2 separate regions of the Homo sapiens genome follow, and region 1 is linked to region 2. The links are chromatin loops, found by intact Hi-C in ENCODE. Cell type or tissue: GM12878. All regions are shown on one strand. Links, peaks and the distances in the headings refer to the core of each region. The heading gives the core; the rest is flanking DNA. Region 1 has its middle 140 kb from the start of CTB-30L5.1. Region 2 has its middle 55 kb from the start of SYPL1.

Region 1 (8,962 bases), core at 282-8,281, 410 kb before region 2:
TAAGAGTTCCTTCCTTTTCTCATTAGAAATAATGAAGATAGGAAATATAGTGGTCTATTATCGAGGGTTTGCATAACAGCCTAAGGAGTTTTAGGCTTTGTATGTCAGCTTGGGAATCCATGGGAGGTTATTGAGAGGGATATTAGAAAGGGGAAAGTTGAGTTTTAGGACTATTGGTCTAGCAATGGAGGGAGTTGAAGCTGGAGGCTGTCAGATCAAGTGGCTGCAGTAATCTAAGAATGAAGCAATAAAGAGAGTTGATCTACAGACATTTTGAGAGGAGAATCTGTTGGACATTGATGCAGTTAGATGCCACAGATTAAGAAGAAAAGAACATCAATGATGGCTCTGAGGTTTCAATTCGGGGTGACTAGGAGAATACTGATAACATGCATAGGTAACAATAGACTATCCAAGTGCCTCCAAGTGTTTTGCCAACAGTTGGAGATACGGGACGAGCTTTAATCAGGAATAGAAACCATGCTGTACTTGGGTCGATTTTAAAGGGAGGTAAGAACATTTAATCTGATTTAACCTTCCCAGAACTGCATGCACTGAAAGCAATCTTTTAGCTTCTAATATTTTTCTTTTCTGTTCCATAGGGTTGGGTGAAATGTCAACCTTCTGTTCTATTCTTGTGTTTTTGTTTGACATGCCAGGGAACATTTGGTGCCTGCAGAATCTAAAGTATTTGCAGGGGTTGGAAAACGATCACAAATTAGATTCAAATGGGGACAAATGGCTACTCAGCATGGAGAGGCACTCCTAAGTCACATGACTCCCCAGTTGCCTTTTCTGTCCTTGGTCTCAACTTGGCGGGTTGCCTGGGGTCAGGAGGGGTTTCCAGGCAGCCATTTTTATTTTCACCTCAATAGCACACTAGTCAATTTAAAAAAAAGAAAGAGGGGTTGGGAGGATTATGAGAGAGACCACACTTAAGGGAAATGGCACTGGGGAAAATGAGGAATTAGCAAAAAGGAGAGAATTGTGTGAATTGGGCATAATTTAATAAATAAAGTATTAAATTTTACTACAAAACCTTGAGAAATGAGTTTACTTCTCCATAACACAGGCTTCTTCTCTGGTTTCCTGTTCTGACCTCCTCTCAACCATGAATGCCTATACTGTGTTGGTGGCCCTGATGAAGAAATGTGCTTCTTCATTTAGACCCAGGATGGCTGACGGTTTTCTGATTGATTCGTAGCAAAACCTGGAAAGCTAGATTGAGCGATTTAAAGCCCAGGCCAAGTGCAGCAGGTGAGGATGTTGAAGTTGATGGGTGACATGTGCTGTGGGTATGGGAAGATGCAGCAGAGCCTCGACTGCCATGCTTTTGCCAATGTTGCTGTAAACAATTCTCTAAGCTGAGCACCCCTCTCCTTTCCAATTCTTCCAAATACCTTCATAACTCACATCTTGTTACCCCATCCCTTTCCTTCCTTCAGAAGCCTTCTTGATGATTCCAGGTGATGGGTTCATGGAGGAATACTGTGTGTTAAATAGATTCCCAACAGACTTCTCAATCTCCAAAACATCTGAATGCCCTGAGGAGTGAGATGTTATCCTCCTACCAGTGGGGTGGCACAATTTTGATCTGGCTGCTTGAGCTCTGACCATTTGTCTTCAGTGTTGAGGCAACAGTGGACAGTGGGAAAGGAGAGGTGGCCAACAACTGGGATGTTCAGTCTCCAGAAAGTAACCTAGCCATAAGACTGGCACCAGTGAGAGAGGGCCAGCAGTGCAAGTCCCATTGTCCCCAAGGACTCTGTGACCTCAACTCTTTCCATGCTAGAATTGATACCACAGTTGTTCAAGAAGGTAAGCTGATGGTGAGATCCACCAGGGTGCAGGCCGGCCTTTAGCCAGCAGCCATGATAAGGGGTCACAGTCCAGCTCTAGGGAGGAGGCAGGACCAGCACAGTTGGCTGGAAGGCTTAGCTTAGTTCTAGTTCCAGCAGGTAGAGGAATGAAACCCAAAATCTGAAAGTCAGGAGGCAGGAGGAAATGTTACAGCTCTCTGAGAATGGGGCTGCCCAGGGGTAGAATTGTGGGCAACAAAATTCATTCCAGCTTCCCCACCAGCTGATGAGAACTGAGCTCCTAATATAGTCCTGGGCCTGGTCAGAATTAGTCAAGTGCTACTGAAAGCTGAGCCTCCGAGTTAGAGTACTTTTTTTCTATGGAGCTGAGAAAGGCAGGCCAATAGCTAGGTCTCATCTCCTCTTCTGAGGTCACATAGCCTATCTGCTCAGGGCTAGAAATCTCACAAGTATGTTTTCTACACTAGTGATTCGCAACTGTCACTATACATTGAAATCACCTAAACAGCTCTAAAAGATAGGATGCCTGGGTCCCACTCTCAGAGTCAGATGAGGAATCTGTGCATTAGGATTTTTCAAAGCTCCCCAAGTAATTCTCATATGCAGCTAAGGTGGAGAACTGCTGTTCTACCACTTTTCAGGTCACCACCCAATTTTCACTTCATTTACATGGCTGAAAACAGAAGTTGTGTGACCTCCTCCCTCACCAGCACAATCCTTTCCCACAGCCCCCATCCTCCCTCTGAAAGAAGTGATTGGGTCATGTAATTATCTGGCGTCCTTCCCAAAGCTAAACCATGTGATCCTTGGTTCTCTCTCCTGGGTGTACACTGTTCTTTCCCTCTGTTTACTTGTGACAGCCCCACTTACCTTCATCCCTGCCTCCTGGGCCCAACTCTAGCATCTGCCATCTTTGTTGGCCCTGCAGCCATGCCTGCTGCATCAGCTTCTCTGTCTGGAAGTATCCAAGAGTGATCACTTTTGTTTCCGTATGATTTGTGTAACACTCACTCTCCACATGATCCTTCATAGATTAGTTGGTTTCCTTTACCTTTCCATCAATGTGGATCAAAATCAAACTAGGTATTCAGGACATGAGTTGACTCAAATAGCAGCTGGGTATACTCAATTACTTTTCAGTTTTCTTCTGGCTCTCACTTTCCTTGATACATTGCCAATAAAATAAATGATAACAATAACAATAATAATAAAATCTGGACTGGGATAAGCCAGTATTTTAAATTAGTTTTAAAAAGTCAGAAGCATACAATGTTTCAAAGACATTGCATTTCTTTCTTATGTGAAAGAGTCATTGAGACTTGTTGCTAACAAACTGTTACCAAGTAAATCCTATAAGAAATAGTTTTCTGTTCAGAAAGAAGTTTACCTGCCAATTACTTAAGATATATAACAAATTCTAAGTATTACTATTAGAAAGGAGGACACTAAATTAACACTATGTACGAACAATACGTTTGGATCTAGAAAACAAAATGATTGACTTTTTTAAAGAATTAATGACAGTTGTGTAGTCAGAATTACGGAAATGGAAACTTAGGAAAATCATTACAGAAAGATATGGAAATGGAAACTTAGGGAAATCTATTAGTACCTAGATGGTTTAAATATTCTTTTAAAGTTGTATTTATGCTTTTAATTTGCTTTGCACACAGCTGCTTCACAAAAGAGCAAAAATAAACTCTGACCACATCTTATGTTAACGATTTTATACTCTTAAGTATTGTACTAGGCGAATGTACCTATTAAAAGACATCTTCTTTAGACAGCCTTTCTGAGGGCCAGAGTAGATTGAACTAAGAGCAACAGGCATCTGCACTTGTCTGGCTTTCTAGTGCCCCTCCCCCATCCTCCTCTGGGACTCCCCACCTCCCTATTATCCAGCAACTGAAAGGTTAAAGGCCTGACCCAGCAGGTGACAGTCCAACCCAGTGCTGGTCTTCTTACCCTCCTTGCTGCACCGCACTTCTGACTTAGGGACACATTTCAGGATGGCTTATTTGATCTGTGTAGAATCCAAGAAGTGATCTGATTCAAAGATCACCCATCTCTCACAAAAGCAGCCCTCTCAGTTTCTCAAGAAGATCAATTATTACATACAGGTTTATGACTCAGCCACAGAAAAGCAGTCCCATCAATCTGCTTGTGTTCATTTTTCATTTTAGCTTAATGGGTGTTTGCTCAGTGTCCAGGTTTTATCTATATTTGCAAATTCACTTTATTATTTTAAGCAATATTTTAGAAGTTGAAATTAATCTTATAAAGTTGTATAGCTTTTAGGACATTTTCTTTTCCCATTAAAATACAAGAACCATATTCTAGTTTTCATTTTGTGGAGTCAAAAACATACACGTGTATGAAGTGTCTATGAGTCAAGCACTTCCTCGTTATTTTTTGAGTTTTTGGGAAATCACAAAACACCCTTTGAATAGCAGGTAAAAAGGGCATTATATAGTTAGAGGAAAGCACTCCTGTGCTGGCAGTCAGTAGTATGTCGATGTTTCTATTAAGTGAAAGAGTGTTGACTTCTGCTTCTTCAATCCTCCCTCTCCAAGCTATGGAAATTGAAATTTCTCATTAGGCCACGAGGTGGCAGATTAATTGCAGAAAAAAAAAATTCTAGTATGAAAGCAATACAGAAATTTCTTCAGCTAAAGGGAAATAAATATCCTTTCTCCAACTAATACCCCTGTGTGGTACACCTCTCTGACCAGAAGTTACACTTGCTAAGAGACCCAGTGGTTTAAGAGCATTTCTTACATGTTTTCCTGTTTCTTTGAAAGAAAGAAAAAAAATCTCTTTGACCACTTCCTAATGATCTTCCTGAACACGCAGCTTGCTTGAGTCCTGGTGGAAAAGGCCTTGTATGGAAGCCCCAGGGACAACTTCCACCACTGAGGAATTTTCAGTCTTCTGCATCTGTCAATCAACTGAACCATTTATAGCTGGTGTCTTCTTTTCTCGTGCCCATAAGCCCTGTCACTGTTGAGCTGGGCCCACCTTAAGACTGATGTCCTTTGCAATTTCTGGGACTACTGCAAGTGCTCCTAACTGTCCTCCCTGCCTCCAGCCTTCCAACCTGCAGCCACTCGAGTTGCCTTCCTACACGTCAGAGCCGACCATGCCATTCTCCTGCTTAAAAACCCATCTCACTGGCTATGGGACCAAATGAAACCTTCAATGCTTGACACACAAGCCTTTTCCAACGTGGCCGACAAACACACACTTGCACAAACACACCCACACACACATACTTATTAATTCAGTAACACAGACATTTAGCAGTTCACCAAACATGCCTGATTTTTCACAACTCTGCATACTCTGTTTCCTCTATCTAGAATGTTCTTCCCTGTCTGTATCTGGCAAACCCTAAATCCCGCACGATGCTTTGCCTAACCTCTCAGGTAGACCCGCAGTGTTGCTGCTGTGAAAGGAAAATAACTCTTGGGACCCCCAAATCACTACACTAAAGAAAAAAGTCAAGCTGGAAATTGCTTAAGGCAAAACTGCCTCCCATTCTATTCAGAGTCATCCCTCTGCTCACTGAAATAAATGCGTATCTGATTGCCTCCTTCTGAAAGGCTAATCAGAAACTCAATGCAAATGGTTATTGAGAAACCAATGGTTATTTGTCTCTCACCTACTTATGACCTGGAAGCACCACCCCCCCGCCCTCACCTTTCTGGACAGAACCAATGTACATCTTACATATATTGATTGATGTCTCATGTCTCCCTAAAATGTATGAAACCAAGCTGTGCCCTGACTACCTTGAGCATATATCGTCAGGACCTCCTGAGGCTGTGTTATGGGCATGCATCCTTAACTTTGGCAAAATAAACTTTCTAAATTGATGAAGACCTGTCTCACATATTTTGAGTTAATAATTTGGTGACCAACGTAAGTGACTCGGAATGGAGGTGGCTCTGGCCTTTGGAAAATCTTCTATGGCCACTTGGTACAAGCTTGAGCTATCTTTATGGCTCAAACTGTCACAGGCGTTTGAATCAGAGCAACTCCATTTTGAATATGGGCTGGGTGAGGTAAGGCTAAAACCTACCGGGCTGCATTCCCGGGATGTTAGACATTCTAAGTCACAGGATAAGATAGGAGGTCAACACAAGATACGGATCATAAAGACCTTGCTGATAAAACAGGATGTGGCAAAGAAGCTAGCCAAAACTCACCAAAACCAAGATGGCAATGAAAGTGACCTCTGGTCGTCCTCACTGCTTAGCATGCGTTAGCATGTTAAGAGACACTCCCACCAGCACCATGACAGTTTACAGATGCCATGGCAACATCAGGAAGTTACCCTATATGGTCTAAAAAGGAGACAAACCCTCAGTTGTGGGAATTACCTACCCCTTTCCTGGAAAACTCATGAATAATGTACCCCTTGTTTAGCATATAATCAAGAAGTAGCAATAAGCATCATCAGTACAGCAGCCCATGCTGCTGCTCTGCCTATGGAGTAGCCATTCATTCTTCCTTTACTTTCCTAATAAACTTGCTTTCACTTTACTCTATGGACTCGCTCCAAATTCTTTCTTGGGTGAGATCCAAACCCTTTCTTGGGGTCTAGATTGGGACCCCTTTCTGATAACATCTTCCTGGCAAACTTCAAAGGGGTGATACTGAGGAGACCCACCCCCCAACAACAAAGGAAACAGGTCGCAGCACCAATCAGCTGACTTTGGGTGAGTGGTGAGGTATCTGGGTAAAGGATGGGATTGGGTTAGAGGCCCAGCTTAGGGGAGTTAGAGTTTCTCCCAAGACAGAGTGGGGTTAAAGGCCCCTCTTAATAAGGGCAAGGACACCTGACCAAACTTGGGTTGGAAGCCCAACTTAGGAAGGTTAGAGTCCTTCCTAAGAGTTAAGGGGTTAGAAACCGCCCCCTCCCCGCAGTAAAATCCCTCTCTGCTAAGAATGGGTTCAGCACTACGGGGTGTTATACGCTATTCTCTTTGGATTAATCTGCCTTGCACTCTTTGCTGATGGCTGTGGGTGACAGGATTAAGCAGGTACAGGATCATGGGACATTGGGAGTCTTTTCCTCCCTGATGGAGGAAACTTGAGAGCCGATGGGACTGCTGGAAAAGATCCCTTTGTGACTGACAAGCAGCCGCCTGAACTTTTTGATTCAGTGCAATGGGTGGGTCTTTCTCTGGCCTCCCTGAGTGCCTTGCCTTCCCTACCCTGCCGCAGGCAGTGCTTTTCTCTCTCTTTCTCAACTTTCTCTTTGTTATCTTTTCTGTTACTCAGGGCAACCATCTTGCCCAGAGACCGCATGTTGAAACCCCTGGTAGAAGATCATTCCAACACACTTTGAATGGATCAAAGGTGACGAGTCCAACTGGGGAAAAATTTGAGTCTTGCCAGTTCAATATTGGGTCCTAAGTGGAGTGGCTAATGTCTGTGTTTTGTCACAGGTATTTTGCTCTGGCTGGAATAGAAAATGTTAATTCTGTTCCCCCAGGCAGCCGGTTGGGCAGCCACTTGCAAAATTGAGAGGATTTTGCCTATGGTTTCATGATTTTCCTTTGTGTTGTGGCTTAGCCCCCAGGGATATGGTGGGTGAGCCGGGTCACTAGGACTGCTTAGGGATAGGGAACCCAGGAGCCTGACATGCTGGCAAAAGGGTAAGGGTTTCTTACCGGTCACACTGCTGGCCTCTCTGTCTATGCAAACTAGTTGAATGAATGGTAAAAATGACTGTTTATCTCCTCTGCAAAGTTTTGATTCACAGGAAAAAGGATTTATAAGGCCAGTCTTAAGCTGTATCAAATCTGTGCCTTGTGCTATGAATTTGTCTTTCTGTGTTGTGTCATAAAAGAGGGGTACCTTAGGATAGAATGTGGGCCTAGGAACCCTATAAGCCTGCTGTTCAAGCCAGCCCAGCAAACTGGTCAGTTGCAAAGTTTGCTGCAGGTCTCTTAAAAAAAATTACTGAATGAGCTTTCCCTCTTGTCTTGTATGCCCTTGGGAGCTTGACCTTATTATCACCCGGGCCATGCTTTCTCTTAATATCTGCCTTCTGGAGGACAAGAATTTTGGGGTTCATGTCATGGTTAGCTCTAAAAATTATTTTGAGCACTTAAAAGACTTTGCAAGCTCAAAACTGGCTGCTCTAGGCTCCACACCTAGTTCATAATTAGAATCGCTTACTAACCAGGTTTTTCACCAAAAGTTACTAAGAGTTAACAGCGTAACATGTACTTGAGAATACTGAAAAAACAGTTTTACATGCAAGGTGGATAAGAAAGTGAAATGTGTTTTTGGTAAAGATTATGAAAAGGCATGGGAATGGGAATGTGGATTTTTTTCCCTAGATTAAAGGGTTAAAGGATTGTTTCAAATTAGATAGGGGAAAGCTGAAGGTTTGAGCAAGTTGTAGAAGGTTTCTGAAAAATTAATCTTGTAAAAGAAATTAAGTGTGTGAACATATTGGCTAAAGTTCAAGGAGTATTCAGTTTTTTTGTAAATTGAACATTGGAATAAAAGTACAACAGGGTTTTCTTAGAGCACTGATCTGCACTTTCACAAATAATGTAAAGGGTTATGGAAAGCTTATAATAATCTTACCTTACGGTTAAACTGATTAAGATTGAATAGATTTGTCTATAAGGTTTTATTTAAAATTGGGATTGACATTAATAGTATACTAATGCAATGGAGAAATTTGGCTTATTTGGTATAAAAATCATACAGGAAACATTATCAAATATGAAATGGTGTTTGGCTTTCTTTGGGCTGTATTTGTATAAATGTGTTATTGGTATGTGTTCCAAAATTATGAGATACTCCTATAATTCTATGATTTAGTGTACATTATCAGTAATAATTATGATTGTTATGTTAAATTATCGTATGCCACAGAGGTAACCAAATTTCTTTGTCATATTTTTGACTGTGGCTGCTCTAAGACATTTTGTCATCCATAGGCAATTGTTGTCTTGTTTTGATCCTCTTCAAAGGTGGTTTATAATCAGCTATAGAACTTTGACAGGTGTACTTGAATGCAGGTTTCTGATAACTTTGGTGATTGCAACATTAGAATACGGGAAAAAACTTTCAGGACTCTCATGGAGAGCTGGAATATTCATGAATATCAAGCAGAA
Region 2 (8,962 bases), core at 721-8,720:
AAAAAAAAAAAAGAGAGAAAGAAAGAGGAACTGAGAAAGAAAGAAATAAAATCTCCTTGATATACAGATGACAAGGACTATAGCGGGGAGCCATCACAGGCCAGAGACATGCCCTGCCCGCTGTTTTCATGAAGGCCATGAGAAACAACAGCGACCCTTGGAAGCTGGACTGGCTTAGGAGACATACAGGGTGGGACGCCAGGGAGGGAGAGGAGCCTCAAACCAGACTTAGGAGAGCAGAGCAGCAAGGAGAATAGCCATGACCCAGGGGCTCGCTCAGTCACACCTGACTTAAGGTTTCACCAGTTCCTAAGAGCGGCCAGTTGGGAAGTAGCACCCAAACCCCACTGCTTAGCACGTGTTATGTATTGCAGGGATCCCTCACCCCCAGGGCCTGTTAGGAACTGGGACACACAGCAGGAGGTGAGCAGTGGGTGAGTGCGCGTTGCTGCCTGAGCTCCACCTCCTGTCAGATCATGGCAGCATTAGATTCTCATAGGAGCACAAACCCTACTGCGAACGGTGCATGCGAGGGATCTAGGTTGTGCACTCCTTATGAGAATCTAATGCCTGATGATCTGAGGTGGAACAGTTTCATCCCAAAACCACCCCATCCTCCTTGTTCATGGAAAAATTGTCTTCCATGAAACTGGTCCCTGGTGCCAGAAAGGTTGGGGACCGCAGATTTATTGGACAACAAGTGATGCAAACGTTCATGGCATACTAAGCTGTAGCTAGTTCTCATTCCAAGTATGAGTTCAGGCATTTCAGGACATGCTTTCAGCTGCCTGTTGAGGCTCTTAAAGGCTAACCAGGAAAGGTTTCCAAACAAGGTAAGCTCCCAAGGAAGAGTGCCAGCAAGATCCTGCGTGAGCGGGCCACATGGGCAGCCCCTTAGGAAAGGTGCCTTGGCAGACCTGGCTGCAGGCTGCGTGGGCTGCTTGTTACACACAGCTTTTGCCTTGGACAATAGCCTGATAAGGCTGCACACTAGGGAGAGGGTAGCTTTGTGGCCAGCTGAGGGAGTCCCTTTCTACCTGAACTTGGTCTAGAACGTGCTAGTTGTCAGCCATGTTTACCGTACCATCAATAGCCTGTCCTGAGGTCCTCCTGGAACTCAGTGTTGGGCTTGTGAGGTGCAGCGAACTACTTTTCTGATTGAAAATATGCTCTCTAGGCCGGGTGCAGTGGCTCATGCCTGTAATCCTAGCACTTTGGGAGGCCGAGGTGGGTGGATCACCTGAGGTCAGGAGTCCAAGACCAGCCTGGCCAACATGGCAAAACCCCGTCTCTACTAAAAATACAAAAATTACCCAGGCGTGGTGGCGCATGCCTGTAATCCCAGCTACTTGGGAGGCTGAGGCAGAAGAATTGCTGGAACCTGGGAGGCGGAGGCTGCAGTGAGCCGAGATTGTGCCACTGCACTCCAGCCTGGGCAACAGAGCGAGACCCTGGCTTCAAAGGGGGAAGAAAAATGTTCCCTAAAGCCCACCTGGCCGGATAAGACCTGGGGAAACATCAAAGGAAAGGATGAAGATGGAGTGAGGAGGTGTTTCTAGAAACTGGAGGATCTGCCACACTCGCCATTGGTGAGGACAGGAAGGGAAGGGGCAGGGGCAGACTCAGGCTCTGAGTGGGAGGATATTGGGGGAAGGACAAAACAGAGGGCTCTGCAGAGCCTGACAGGCCAGGCTTCCCAGGGAGAGGACCAGGGCCACTGAGAACCATCCAAGGAGCATCTCCAGGCCCCGGAGAGAGACTGGAGGAAACAGACTGGAGGAAATGGATCTCACTGCCTGTTTTGCAATTTCCTGGACACTGACTAGGTTAGCACATCCCTATGTTGACTGGCCCTATGTGTTGCCTCTTCTGTCAAATGCCTATTCATATTTTTTTCCCATTTTTCTTCTGAACTATCTGTCTATTTCCCACTCCCTCCACCCCACCAGGCATTCAGGACTCGATATATTCTTGAAGCTAATCCTTTGTCACTTAAGTGCTACACATATCTTTTCCCAGCTTGTGGCTTATCTTCTGAGTTTCTTTAAAATACCTGTGATGAACCAAGGTTCTTAAATTTAACGTGGTTGAAATCATGAATCTTTCTTTTTTATGATTTGTGATTTTTTGGTGTGTTATTTTTAAGAAATTCTTCCTCACTCCAAGATCAAAGAGATATTCACTTCCATTTTCTGCTGGTCAGATATCCCACCCACAGGGATGCTGCTGTTGTTTGGGGACCTGTGCCCAAGGCAAGGATGGGCAGACCCCAAACCTGACATGCTGTCCCCAGATGCCAGGAGGACCACATGTCAGGGCCTGCACAACCTTAGGGTGCCTTTCCTGTAAACCAGCCCCCAGACGTCACTGGGTACAAGCTAGTGCTCCTAATCTACCCCCTACCCGTACTTCGGCCAACACAAAAGGTGCCAGTGAGCCTGAAGCCATAAGATCCATGTGGCAGATTTGAGGGCCCCAGATGCTGTATTCAACTGGGGGTACTCAAAATACTGTGATCAGCACAGATCTGTCTGCTCACCACATGCCAGGATCTGCCAGGGACCATCTCACAGCTAATGATAAATCCTCCTGTCAGGGCCACAAAGCAGGGCTTTGTGTCACTGTGTTAGCCCGCATCGTCCCAGGGCAGGGCTCCAGGCTGAGCTGGTCAGCCCAGGCCACTGCAGACAATGGAGCCACAGTGGGGCAGGGCTTGCAATGGAAGTCAGTATGGAGGATGGTGACAAGAAGCAAACACCCTGACAGCAGCCAGGCCCATGCACGCCTCCCCGAGGAGGGAGGACAGGGCGGGGCAGGCTCTGCAGAGTCAACGGGCAACTTGAATCTTGCAGCATCTGGCTAGCACCCAGGCAGGCTCCACAGATGCCCGCCTGGGCCTGATTTTCCTGTTCTCAGTCTCCCACGTCTGCCAGGAGGCCTTGATAAATATTCAATAGCTCTGGCCTCAGAGCCTGTGTCTGGAGGACATTCTTAGGCAGTGAACTGGAGACAAGCTGAGAGGAGGCCTTTAAAGGAGCCCCAAACCTCAGCCTCTCCTTTCTGCTCGGGGTTTGGTTTTAAAGAGTCCCAGGGGAGCCACCCACCTGCAGGCCTGACCCCCTGAGGTCGATACGCGGGTTCCCTGAGCCCAGCTCTCAGGGAAGAAAAAGGCAGAATTCAGGCTGCTAGAGCAGCCGGGATAAGAGAAGTGATGCTGGCAAATGTGGTATTTAATGGATATTTTAAAACACCAATAGCAAATACAGTCATTTCTGGGACTTTTTTTTAGAAGATGCTGAATTAAAAATTTGCATCTTCCCTCATTCTTGATCTCCTTCTGCAGTTCCACTTGAGCAACCCCACAGGCTCCAGTCTCACTTCTGCTCACACCCTCCACCTGCTGCCCACGCAGCTTCCTGTCCTGCCCCCACCGCGCCCCCTGCGCCGTCCCAGCTCACCTGTTGGCCATCAGACATCACTCACGACCCCTCCCTTTCACCAGACTGTGGCTCCCACCATTTTGATTATGAAGTTTCTCATTTAGCTCAAAATATCTGACAGACTCCCTGCCCCATTCATTATATTGGACACATAGAGTCGAATATATATTAAACTTCAATTAGATCAATTCTATATTAGACTTCTATAAAACATCCAGTGGGTGAGAAACTATATAATGATCAAAGTGACTGCAAATTCAGTAACCACATTGTGCAATCATATTTTACTTATCACAGAAACATCCAGGCACCTTTGAGAACCAACAGGACGTTCATGTGCAGAAGATGTGATTTCTTCAATCTAAAGACAGTGGAGAGAGGGGTGTGTGCGTGTGTGCACGGGTGCACGTATGCAAATTTGCTGGCCCCTCACAAAAGCTCTAGTTTCTGGAAGGAGAGCCCGAGTGTCCTCAGGCCCAGCGGTTCCAAGCATTACTGGGTGCCTCCACTGAGATAGCAAAGGACTCACAGGTCTCCAGGCACCTGGTAATAATGTGGAATTGGCCGGGGCTGCCTGTTGCTGAGGAAGTTCTTGTCAAGTCTGGCCTTGGTGGGAGCACCAGTGGTAGTCAGAGGTTCTTCACCTTTTTTGGGTCATAGACCCCTTGGAGTGAAAATGTTGGAGGTTTCTCCTGAAAAGCACACTGCAATTCAGGGGATCCCCTGGGTCCTGGAGTCCATGCATAGGCATCATGGACCCCACATGGAAACCTCCCTGATTGAGAGGTCTCGAAAGCTTTTCCAGTCCTAAGAGTACAGTTTCTAATTTGCTGGAGTCGGCTGGACTTTCATTCCCTGGCAGAGCCATTTTGGAGGATAAGAAGATGTGTCTTCTCTACCACCGCACATGCGGTCCACAGTGACTGAGGGGAGTGTCACGGTGCCACCTTGTGCTTCTGTCCTGAAACTGCACCTTCTCTGGGGCCCATGCTCAGGTCCACACTGCCCACCTCTCACTCCATGAGCCTCACTCCCTACCACTCTCCCACCTTCTTACTCTGACCAAGCCACATGGACTCCTGACGTCCCTGCCTTGGGGGCCTTTGCACTGACTGTTCCCCCTGCCTGAAGTCTGGGTTTAAAGCCGTATACACAAGTGCAGTTTGTACAGTCATATCATGAACCAAGAAAAAAAGCAAATGTTTATGAAGATGCCTTTATTTTCACTTGGCCTAAAGCGAGAAAGTATCACATGAGTATATAAAAGAATTTTTTAAATTTTGAGGCAGCTTTGAGGAGAGATTGAGGAAGATGAGAGGGTGTAGTAGTAAGCTCTCATTAAGTTTTGCTGCAATAACAAATAGCCTCAAAAATCTCAGTGGCTAGGCCGGGCGTGGTGTCTCATGCCTGTAATCCCAGCACTTTGGGAGGCTGGGATGGATGGATCACCTGAGGTCAGAAGTTCAAGACCAGCCTGGCCAACATAGTGAAACCCTATCTCTACTAAAAATACTAAATAAATTAGCCGGGTGTGGTGGCAGGCAGCTGTAATCCCAACTACTTGGGAGGCTGAGGCAAGGAGAATCACTTGAACCTGGGAGGTGGAGGTTGCTGAGATCATGCCACTGCACTCCAGCCTGGGCAACAGTATGAGACTGTTAAAAAAAAAAAAAAAAAAAAAAACTCAGTGGCTAACAGCAACAAAAGTATCCCTCAAATTGCTTCTTTATTTTTATTTATTATTTTTTTGAGATGGAGTCTTGCTCTGTCACCCAGGCTGGAGTACAGTGGTGCAATCTCAGCTCACTGCAACCTCCGTCTCCTGGGTTCAAGTGATTCTCCTGCCTCAGCCTCCCGAGTAGTTGGGATTACAGGTGGCCGCCACCACGCCCAGCTAATTTTTGTATTTTTAGTAGAGACAGGGTTTCATTATGTTGGCCAGGCTGGTCTCAAACTCCTGACCTACAGGTGTGTGCCACCGCACCCGGCCTCAAGTTGCTTCTTCCTGGTGGGGCAACTGTGGCTCTGCTTCCTTGCAGGATGGAGGAGCGAATGAATCGCTGGGAAGTCTTCTCACTTTTGTCCCCTTAAAGGAGAAAACGATGCGGAATGACGAAGCTGGGGCCCCCTGCTTCCCTCACATCCATAGCTTTTCTGAGGCTCCTGGCTTTCTTGCCTTCACAGAGCAGGACTGAAGCTGTCCCTGCTCCATAGGCGTGAGCTGCAGCCATGGGGTGGGACAGAGCCTCCTGCTTGGGCCCTGAGCCTCCCAACCAATACCCACATGGACCCAAAAGTTCCCAAGAACTCTGGGGGTATTGCAAAACCCCAAAGCCCTTCTACTCCGACTGCCACAAGAGGGAGGAAGAAGGCTTCTGGGTGCCATTAGAAGACTTCAGGCAAAGAGAAGGAGGAAAAGAATCCTAAGAGAAGCGGAGGCCAAGAGAAAAGAGAGGAACAAGGAGGAGGCGGCACATGTGTGGAGTGTGGCAACCATTAACCCGGAGCCAACCCTGAAGTCTTCCCAGCCTCTCACCTGAGCCTCTTCTCACCGCAAAACAGACATTGGAACGACCCACCTGGAAAACTGATGGGGGATTAGTTTCCTTCCCTTGAACGATCTCTCTTCTCAGCCACAGGAAAACAAGTTTCAAAGTTGATTGGGAAAGGGGGGGTGGGGTTCAGATATGGAAAGAATGAGGAGGGAACAGATGGTGCCTGCTAAGGCGACCAGATTTTTTCCCCCAGTTAATCTGGGAATGACCTAATTTACATAGTATTTGCATAAATTTCCATTTCAAATTAAAGCTGTCCTAACTTCAAGCATACAGGAGAAAATAAATGAGATCAAGCAATCTACTGTAATTGAACTCAAGCCGGTCCTGACTTCTGCAAAATGCAGGTCAGGCTTTTAAGACCTGGCACAGGAGAGGAAAGGAAGTTGGCCCCACTGTCCCTTCACAGGAGGGGGCTGGAAGAAGTCTGTCTCCACCTCTGAAATTAGAGAAAGTCATCACAAGGTCCTAGGCCAGAGTGTGGGGAGATGAGGAAATGCCGCCTCTTCTCTGCTCTATTCCTCCCTCCATTGCGGGGCCTCCTAAGGAAGAACCAAAACTAGGAATGGAGCAGAAAAGCCAGAGATGCTCTCCTGAAGTCAGACTGGACTAGCCGGCATCTCACAAATGAAGCAAAGGGAAGGCCGGCGTCAGGTCCAGCCTCTTCAGGCACAGTAGACTGGGCTCTTGTGCAGGAGGGTGGCAGGGTTCACATACCCAGGTGCATGGGACCCGGGAGGCATACACCCGCATGGTGTGTGGGGGTTGTTTTTGCCTGCCTGACTCCTTAGCGCTCCATCCTTTATTCTCATCCTCCACCAGTTCCCAGATCCCATCACACAGCCTCACAGACACACAAACATATGTGAGTGCCAAGGAACGAACACACACACACACACACACACACCCTGGGCATTACCACCAGCCCGGCCTGTGAGGTCTCAACCCAGCTTTGGGAACTCTGGGAACCTAGGATGTGCTGGTCATCTTGTTCACTCAATACCCCTTTGTCTATCTCTTGGATTAACTCAGATCCAGTGAAACTGCAAAGGCAGTGAATTCCTAGGGCATGTCAGATGGGGAAAGAACCAAAGCTGGAGGCTGGGACGGTGTCATGCTCTGTATGGAGTCACCAAGGAAGTACTGGCTGCTGCAGAAAGAAATCCCCACCACAGTGAAGGAAGGCCAGCCAGTGGCACTAGATGCCACCGACTGCAATGGAGGCTGAGTGGTCAAGGTGGACTTGAACCTGCCTTTCACGTGGTCCTCTGATGGAGGTCCTGAGTGCTGGCCTCTGTGTCTTCAGATGCTATGTCTTTTCCCCTCACTCACTGATTCCTCTGCACTGAGCATCCCTCTCTGCTTCCCTACCCACCTCAAGGAGGTGGGAGAAGTCTTGCTCTATTTTGATGTTCGCTGAAACAATTTCTGCTGAGAATTCTCAGGCCTCCCTGAAGTTAAGACAGAAAAACTCCCTGCCCAACCCCTTACTCCCCTGAAACAGGAGGACAGAACAGCCTAGCTGCTTCACTGAGGAGGCAGAGAGTTTGAGGAAAGGAGAGGTAAAATAAAAAAAAGACGGGCCAGGCACAGTGGCTCACACCTGTAATCTCAGCATTTTGGGAGGCCAAGGTGGGAGGATCACTTGAGCCCAGGAGTTTGAGACCAGCCTGGGCAACATATTGAGACCTTGTCTCTACAGAAAAATTTAAAATGAGGCAGGAAGATCACTTGAGCCTGGGAGATCGAGACTGCAATGAGTTGTGATTGCACCACTGTACTCCTGCCTGGGTGACAGAGCAAGACCTTGCCAGAAAGAAGGGAAGGAGGGAGGGAGGGAAGGAGGGAGGGAGGGAAGGAAGGAAGGAAACAAGGGAGAGAGAGAGGGAGGGAGGGGAAAAAAGGAAAAAGGGGGTTCATTAATATTTCAAAAAGTTACTTTGCCACATTCTTTTTTGGGAAATAATGATGCAGGGATCATATAAGCCAAAAGAAAGAAGAAAAGGCCACAGAAAAGAGTCGCCTTTTGAAAAGGCAAGACAAGGAGGGAAGAAAAGATCAAATGGAGACATCAGAGTCTAATTCTGGTGAATTTTTCAAGGGCTGCACCCACTGAGCCCCTGCCCCGCCCCCAGATGCCCTCAGCCAGGCCACACAGTACCTGAGAGCCGGTCTGGGTCTCTGGGCAGCTGCTGGACAGCTGCTCGCCCATTCATGCGGTTAAGATGAGTTCACTGCACAGTGGCATCACACAGATGCTCCTGCTGGCCAAAGAAGGCTCTGGAAGGCCAGGCATTCTCATTCAGCCAGCCCTTTGAAGGCTCCTCACCAGCAAAACCATTTATTTGGGGGTCACTCCAACCTCAGCATAAGAAATACCACACTTTAACCCAGAGGTTGGCAAACTCTGTAAAGGCTGGACAGTAAACATTTTAGGTTTTGCAGACCATTTAGCCTCTAAAACAGAGACTCAACTCTCCTCTAATGCAAAAACAGCCATAGAAAATATGCAAACGAATGTCTGTGATCCAATGAATAGACACACTGAAATCTGAATTTATATAATTTTCATGTATTGTGAAATTATTCTTTTGATTTTTTTTTCATTTAAAATCATTCTTAGTTCACGGACCATGCAAAAATGGCTACAGACCTGACTTGGCAAGTAAGGTGGATTTTGCTTTAAACAAGCCCCAAAGTAGAAGGCTTGGTCTTCTTAAATACAAATTAAGAATAGATTGATTTGATTTACAGAAGAATTTACCTTGGTGATCTAAATAGAGGGTTCCCTGAATGCATTCAAAATAAGATTTGATTGTAACTTTTTCCTGCAGTGTTAGCTGTCTTCCCTTTTTTACTTTCAGTGTTTTTCTTTTCTTTTTTTTTTGAGATGGAGATGCACTTTTGTCACTCAGGCTGGAGGATAGTGGCACGATCTCAGCTCACTGCAAACTCCACCTCTCGGGT

The links. A loop is a pair of places that touch in the nucleus more often than their neighbours do. Peaks named below come from ENCODE experiments on the same cell type or tissue, not always from the same donor. Only the 100,000 strongest peaks of a DNase experiment are listed, where the experiment ranks them.
Region 1: it touches region 2 in a loop (4-fold over the local background); 20 of 110 quality-filtered maps call a loop at or near these places.

Annotation. Positions count from the first base shown.
Region 1 is chr7:106,458,047-106,467,008 of GRCh38, reverse strand. No RefSeq gene overlaps it. Among named protein-coding and RNA genes, the nearest start is that of CTB-30L5.1, 140 kb to the left of the region's middle. In GM12878, for the core only: a CTCF peak has its summit at 4,433 (motif pointing right); a DNase peak (open chromatin) is centred at 4,428; H3K27ac peaks cover 240 bases.
Region 2 is chr7:106,052,541-106,061,502 of GRCh38, reverse strand. No RefSeq gene overlaps it. Among named protein-coding and RNA genes, the nearest start is that of SYPL1, 55 kb to the left of the region's middle. RefSeq lists a silencer at 2,279-2,398 and enhancers at 2,739-2,838, 2,869-3,028, 2,712-3,263, 4,109-4,158, 4,669-4,718. In GM12878, for the core only: CTCF peaks have their summits at 3,376 (motif pointing left) and 4,390 (motif pointing left); DNase peaks (open chromatin) are centred at 3,192 and 4,382; H3K4me3 peaks cover 1,161 bases; H3K27ac peaks cover 3,857 bases.